Regions from separate parts of the Homo sapiens genome. Here region 1 is linked to region 2. The links are chromatin contacts, found by Hi-C or POLR2A ChIA-PET in ENCODE. All regions are on one chromosome and are shown on one strand. Each heading gives the region's core, a stretch centred on a gene start or an enhancer-like site at or near the end of the contact. The rest is flanking DNA. Distances are from core to core; before and after follow the strand shown.

What was found. A loop is a pair of places that touch in the nucleus more often than their neighbours do. ChIA-PET counts read pairs that join two places held with the same protein, here RNA polymerase II (POLR2A). Pooled maps may share reads with other maps.
Region 1: a pooled map shows a loop between it and region 2 (4-fold over the local background). The contact joins the promoter of EIF3J here to the promoter of RPUSD2 in region 2. A Hi-C loop is called at or near these places in 1 of 37 single-sample maps with no recorded cell type and 4 of 50 pooled maps. POLR2A ChIA-PET finds 5 or more read pairs at or near these places in 1 of 52 experiments (B cell).

The regions. Positions count from the first base shown.
Region 1 is chr15:44,535,619-44,538,844 of GRCh38, reverse strand. It overlaps EIF3J (eukaryotic translation initiation factor 3 subunit J), which reads right to left and starts at 1,698. Exons shown (of 8, transcript NM_003758.4): 1 at 1,608-1,698; 2 at 1,418-1,521. The coding sequence starts at 1,650. EIF3J-DT (EIF3J divergent transcript) reads left to right here and starts at 1,922. Exons shown (of 2, transcript NR_034170.1): 1 at 1,922-2,802. RefSeq lists silencers at 1,196-1,245, 1,266-1,575, 1,766-1,935 and enhancers at 2,106-2,555, 2,243-3,030.
Region 2 is chr15:40,567,977-40,570,895 of GRCh38, reverse strand. It overlaps RPUSD2 (RNA pseudouridine synthase domain containing 2), which reads right to left and starts at 1,597. Exons shown (of 3, transcript NM_152260.3): 1 at 953-1,597. The coding sequence starts at 1,558. RefSeq lists enhancers at 966-1,015, 765-1,264, 1,326-1,655.

The DNA.
Region 1 (3,226 bases), core at 449-2,948, 4.0 Mb before region 2:
ACTTCCTATATGCATGGAAAAAAATGAAAGGACCAATATGAACCCAAGGCTCAAAACTGAAAATCTGCTACAATGTAGAGGGGTAACTAATATCTTGTAATGCGGCTGGTAACAAAATCTAGTCCCATGTTTCTACAACATGTAAATAAAGCATCTGAGTGTCTTCAAACAATAACCAGTCGATTTATTAACTTCAATGTGTGCAAAGCTCACAACATTCTTGAACCTCAGGCTGTCAGTAAATCGGACATCCACACATCCAACCTCATCGGACTGGGGAGAGAACAGAAAAACTCAAAACAACATTCCTATTAAGTTCATAGTGATTATCTAGCTTAAACTTTTCAGCCCAGGCAGGATTTATAGGGTTCTCCGTTTGTGTTTATAAATTAGGAGAAATTCACTAAATTAGGCAAAACCACAAAAAAAAATCATTTTCCATTTCACACAAAACTTTATCTGCACAAATATAACAAGATTTTGAGAACTTTGTTAATAAGAGTCTTAACATTTTGGATTTGAGACTTCTGTAACTACTGTAAAAAAAAAAAAAAACCATGTAGAAGTAAATGTCACTTACAGCTGTATAATGAACCCTTCGGAGTTTTCAAAATCAAACGACTGAGGTAAAAATGATTATCTACAAGGCACAGACAAAACAACAACAACAACAAAAAACCACGGGCCCGTCATCTACAACCACCACCAAATCTTCAATATTTCCTTAGGTGTCGTATGTGTGTAGTTGAGTAACTGTCGTCTCTCCATTTCTCAGGTCACGGTGTGAACTACCTGGGTTTCTGTCCACTAACTGCGGGCTATCTCAGTGGTCAGTTCATTCTTTTTACCACAGGGTGGGGGAAGGGAGAGCCAAAAGTTATTTCCCTTTACTGTTTCTAGCTGTCTCGTGTGGGAAAAAAAGGTTGAAATTCAACTACAATATTTCACTCATCTAATCCCTCGAACAAACTGTATAAGTAGACCTCAGGGTCATAAATGAGTTACTGGCCCTGGGCTGACTTGAGCTCGAAAAGACAGGCGAGTCTCAAGGCTTTCCATATGGATAAGCTACAAGGCTCAATTCCCAACTTCCCGGTCTCATTCCTGCGAGAGGCTCCGGACCGCGAAGCTTGCACGTGGGCCGACCCGGCCGATGCTGTCACCTTTCGTCGCCAGCCGGCGGGTGGGATCCACGCCGGAGAGCAGACTCTCAACCGGCGAGGGAGTCCGGGAGGCCACGCTGCCAGTCTTCGGCCCACACATGGCCGGCAAGCGGAGGGGAAGAGAGCACCGCCAGGCCCTATGCTCGCGCCTGGACCCACGGCCCGCAGGCCCCGGCAGCGACCCGGGGCCCAGAGTCGGCCGGCAACAGCGCCAGCCCGCTTCCGCGCTGCCCGGCGCCCTAGCCCGCACCCACCTTGACGTCCTCGTCCTCGTCCTCGCCTTCCCAGCGGTCCCCGCCGGCAGTGCCGCCGCCCCCCACCTTCCGCACTGGGTCTTCCACGGAGAAAGCGTCGGCGTCTACGGAAGAAAGCGAGCCGTGTTAGTGCCTGCCACTGCGTGGGGCCGGCGCCGGCCCGGGCCCTGCCCCAGCAACTTCTCCTCACCCCAGGAGTCCGAGTCCCCCGCCGCCGCCGCCGCCGCCGCCATCTCGAGCCGGGTGTGAGCGTGTGTGAGAGGGAGAGCTAGCGAGGAGTTAGCACGGCGGAGGTGAGTCACTGGGTTTGCTCTCGTTGACCGGCGCGGAGCAGGATGGGACCGTGGCTGACTGTGCGCCGAGCCGAGGCCACGCCCCCTCAGGCGGCGGCGGCGACGCGCGCGGGTAAGAAGTGGGCGGGGAACGCGGTCGGTGGCGCTGCGGGGCTGAGGGAGAGGCGGAGGGGGGGGCGGAGGGGGGCGGAGGGAGGGGCGGAAAGAGCAGAGGGAGGGGCACAGGGGGCTGAGGAGTGCTGGGTCGGGCTTCCAGCTCCCTACAACGCAGACCAGTACTGGAGTTCGTGGTGCTGGAAGACCGCCGCCCGACTCTGGGCCCCGGGTAGGAAACGTAAGTGCCAGGAAGTTAGCAGAGTGGTTCTTTGGCTGGCGCCTGAACCTCGCCAGTCTTCGTCGCCCCTCCCCTGCCAACGCCTACCCCGCTTCGACCGGAGGGTGCGCTGTCCCTCTGGTCACTGTGATCACCGTCCATGGCCGCCTGCGGATACCCACGCCGTGCTCAGAAGAGGGCTCTGAGGCCACGCCCGCCTGTGGGGTCGGTGGCCGGGCTTCCGGGACCCCAGAGGGAGTCGTCGCGCGCTAGGTGGAGGGGACCCCTCTGGAATCCGGCGATCCCCGGGCGCAGATGCAGGAGCGGGTGGGGAGAGCCGCGTTCCTGGCATGTTTGCCTCGAGTTAGTCACGAAGGAATCGAAGAGAGCCTTAGTCTTCGAGGCTTTTCCCTTCCTGTGAGCCCCTTTGAGGCCAGCACATTGATTTTTTTTTCTTTCGCAGAACAATTTCGGACCTCCTGGGGTCTATGCTAGGTATGAGGTGTATCTTTGCCCTCCATCAAGTAGCAAAGATGGACATGTAAACAAATTTCGACACTGTGATGACTGCCACAAAAAGCAGCATTATGAGGTTGAATGTAAAAGGATAACCTTAGCGGCGGCGGGGGCCGGAGGATGAAGGAAGGCTTCCTGAGGTAGGCGCTGGTTGAAACTGAAGTTGGAGAGAGCAAGTGGCATTTGCTGAAGTGCATTTCCGGTAGAAAACTCCAGTGGTCCCTCACCTGACTGAGTGGCGCAGTCAGAGATAAATGGAACAGGTACACTGACCAGAAAGGGCAAGATGGGCTAAACTTCGCCGTTGGGCCACTGGGCTCCCCCGCAGGATTTTAAAGAGCTAGCCAGTAGATGGATTTTGTTTTTGTTATTTTCGCAATTTATTTTCAAATATGTAATACGCGAACTTGGTACAACATTCATGTGATAAAAAGGTAGATACGTGGGCAGGACGCGGTGGCTCACGCCTGTAATCCCAGCATTTTGGGAGGCCGAGATGGGCGGATCATTTGCTGTCAGGAGTTCGAGACCAGCCTGGCCAACATGGTAAAACCCCACCTCTACTAAAAATACAAAAATCACCTGGGCGTGGTGGCGGGCGCCTGTAATCCCCACTACTAGGGAGGCTGAGGCAGGAGAATCGCTTGAACCCGGGAGGCGGAGGTTGCAACAGTGAGCCGAGATCGC
Region 2 (2,919 bases), core at 348-2,847:
TATGGGCTCTAGACCAGGATTTGCCACAGGCTCGCTACATGCTCTTGGGCAAGTCATTTATCTTTTCTGGGTCTCTGCTTCCTGTGGAATGTGAGGGTTAGACCAGATCTGTGCTTTAGAAATTGGGATAGGAGAGGGAATTCGTCAATGTATGATATATTGACGCAAATCGATTGATCAATGGAACAAGTTACTCCAAAACCATCCATTCCCCAAATGCTGTAATCGCCTTTTCTCCACTCACAACCATGGTAAACTAGTGTTACTGAGAGGTAAACAGTGTTACTTCTGACAGGGGTGTCTGGTACCTCATAGATGTGATGGAATTTTAAAGGAGTCAAAGCACTGGGCTAAACAATTCTAGTCTCTATCCCTGACATCTCATAACTCTATGTTAAATAGTTTAAGTAGTAGTTATAGGAACATAGGCTTTGGTAGTGGCACTGTTGATAGCCTTACCCCTGTGAGTTTCCTTAGTTTCCTCAGAGGTAAAATGGAGTGGCAATACCTACTTCACAAGGCTGTCATTAGAATTAGTGGACATACAATGTTTAACTTTGTGCCCAGCACACAGTAAAGAGACATAAATGATAGCCCCTATTATTACTATTTGCACAGAGATCTACAACGCAGGGTAAAGTGATCAGTGCCCTTGCCACAAGACGGTGTTTAAAGGAATTATGAAAATTCCAACTTCTGTCCCTTGGAAACAAGGAAGCTGCCTTGAGGAAGAGGATAAACAGGCTGAGTCCTGAAGCACAGACACCCTGGCCACTTGCGGAGGTGGGAAACGGGCTAAAATAGTGTTCCAAATGAAAGCGAGAACGCTTTAGAATTGCCATGATTTTAATCCAGTACCTATGCTTTACTAAGACTAAAAAACAAAACAAAACAAAACAAAACCCGGCCCCTTTTCCTCGCCCGCTTCTGGCCAGCCCCATCAGGACTCCACCTTGAGCACGATGTTGAGGTCCTGCACCGGCTTCTCGTTGAGTTGCAGGCGGCCCGCCCGGACCGCGGCCTCATAGTAGGCCAGGGGCTGAGCTCGGAACTCGGTACTGAAGACGTGCAGCAAGCTGTGGCCCACCCAGCGACCTTTGCAGTAGGTCCGGAAGTCAAAGTAATAGGGCCGCACCTTACGCAGGCCGCCCTCGAAGTAATAACTGGTTTCTGCAAAGTGCTCATCTCCGAAGCTCACCCCGGTCCGCCGCTTCTTCGGGGGCGGCACGACACGCTCCCTGGTTGCGCCCCGCCGCTTCTTATGCTTGCCCGGGCCTGGGGCTGCAGCCGAGGGATGCTCCCCGCCTACTGGGGCCGGCTCCACTTCCCGGCCAGCCGGCTTCGGGGGCCCGGGGGACAGCTCAACCTTCGCGTCGCCACCAGCGTCACCGTTTTGCTGATGCGAAGCCCTCAGCCCGCCCTCTGTCCCAACCTGGGTAGACACTGTTTCTGCCATTGGGCCCTTATCGCCACTCCAAGTCCTGGTAAAGCTAGGGCGCCTAAGGTCGTAGCGCCAATGTCCAAGAACCCTGAGCCATCCGCGGCGGTCCAGCCACATAACCACGCTGCCCCCACTCCACTCCCAGGGTCGCGATCTGAGGACGTCACTCGGCCCCAGCGAATCAGGGAGGCCCAGTCCCGAGGCGGGGTCTGCGATAAGTGAGCGAATGAGTGAGCTGCTCGAATTAAATTAGGTGAATTGAGTGAGCTTAGAGATGAGAGACTGTAAATGTCTCACCAAAAGTGACCTTACTCAGACGTCTTCCTATTAGGGAGATACGACGTTATTTATAAAGGAAACCCTTGGAATTGCTCCGTGTAAAGGCCATGACAGGAGTAGGTCGTGTAAATTCCGAGTAGTCCCTTGGGTCTGAAGAAACGCTTGAAAGGAGCTTTATTTAAGACAAAACAAAAACTAACAACCAGAATAAAGATTGCTAAACTCTGCGAATATACTAAAACCCACTGTATTCTATATTTTAAAAGGGTCAATATTATAGTATGTGACTTGTATCTCAGTAAGATTGTTATATATGTATTTAAAACACACACAAGCACCCCAGAAGCAATGTGTTCACACCTGTGTTTCCCCCTAACAGCATGAGAAGGATTAGTGATCCCCATTCGCCTCCCACATGCTTCCATCCTGAGATTAAAACTGCAAATAGATCAGAGGATATATGGCGAGGGTTCTTAAGTGCAAAATAAACCAACTCTGGCTAATTTCATCAGAGATAGAATTATGGAAAGTATATTAGTGCCTCATAGAATTCACAAGACAACTGGAGACTAGGCTCAGAAAAAGGGCCAAATCAAGGGAAACCAAGCCTTTTGAGAGCCTGGCTTCAGACATGTCAGGGAAGAAACCCAGTTGGGATGCAGTAGACACAAGAAACTATGTTGTGCCAAAGGACTCTTTTTCCTGCAGCCCTGCCACCCCTTGGAGACCCCTAAATCTCCCTGTGTCTCTGTGTCCCTCTTCCAAGGTTAAGAGTCCTGCAGGGGAGGACTTCCATCAGCCAAACCTCATTGCTCTGAGCCCTCACTTCCAGGGTGCCTGGAGATGGAAGAATTTAACCCTCTTTTTTTTTTTTTTTTTTTTTTTTTTTGAGACGGAGTCTTGCTCTGTCGCCCAGGCTGGAGTGCAGTGGAGCGATTTCACCTCACTGCAACCTCCGCCTCCTGAGTTCAAGCCATTCTTCTGCCTCAGCCTCCTGAGTGGCTGGGACTACAGGCACGCACCACCACGCCTGGCTAATTTTTATATTATGAGTGCTGGGATTACAGGCGTAAGCCACCGCGCCCGGCCAAGAATCTAACCCTCTTTGGTATCCAGAGTGGGATTCTTCCAAATAAGGAGGCATTTCAATGTTAGTTTGCCAAAAAAAAAAAAAAAAAAAAGACAGTCTAATTCTTATC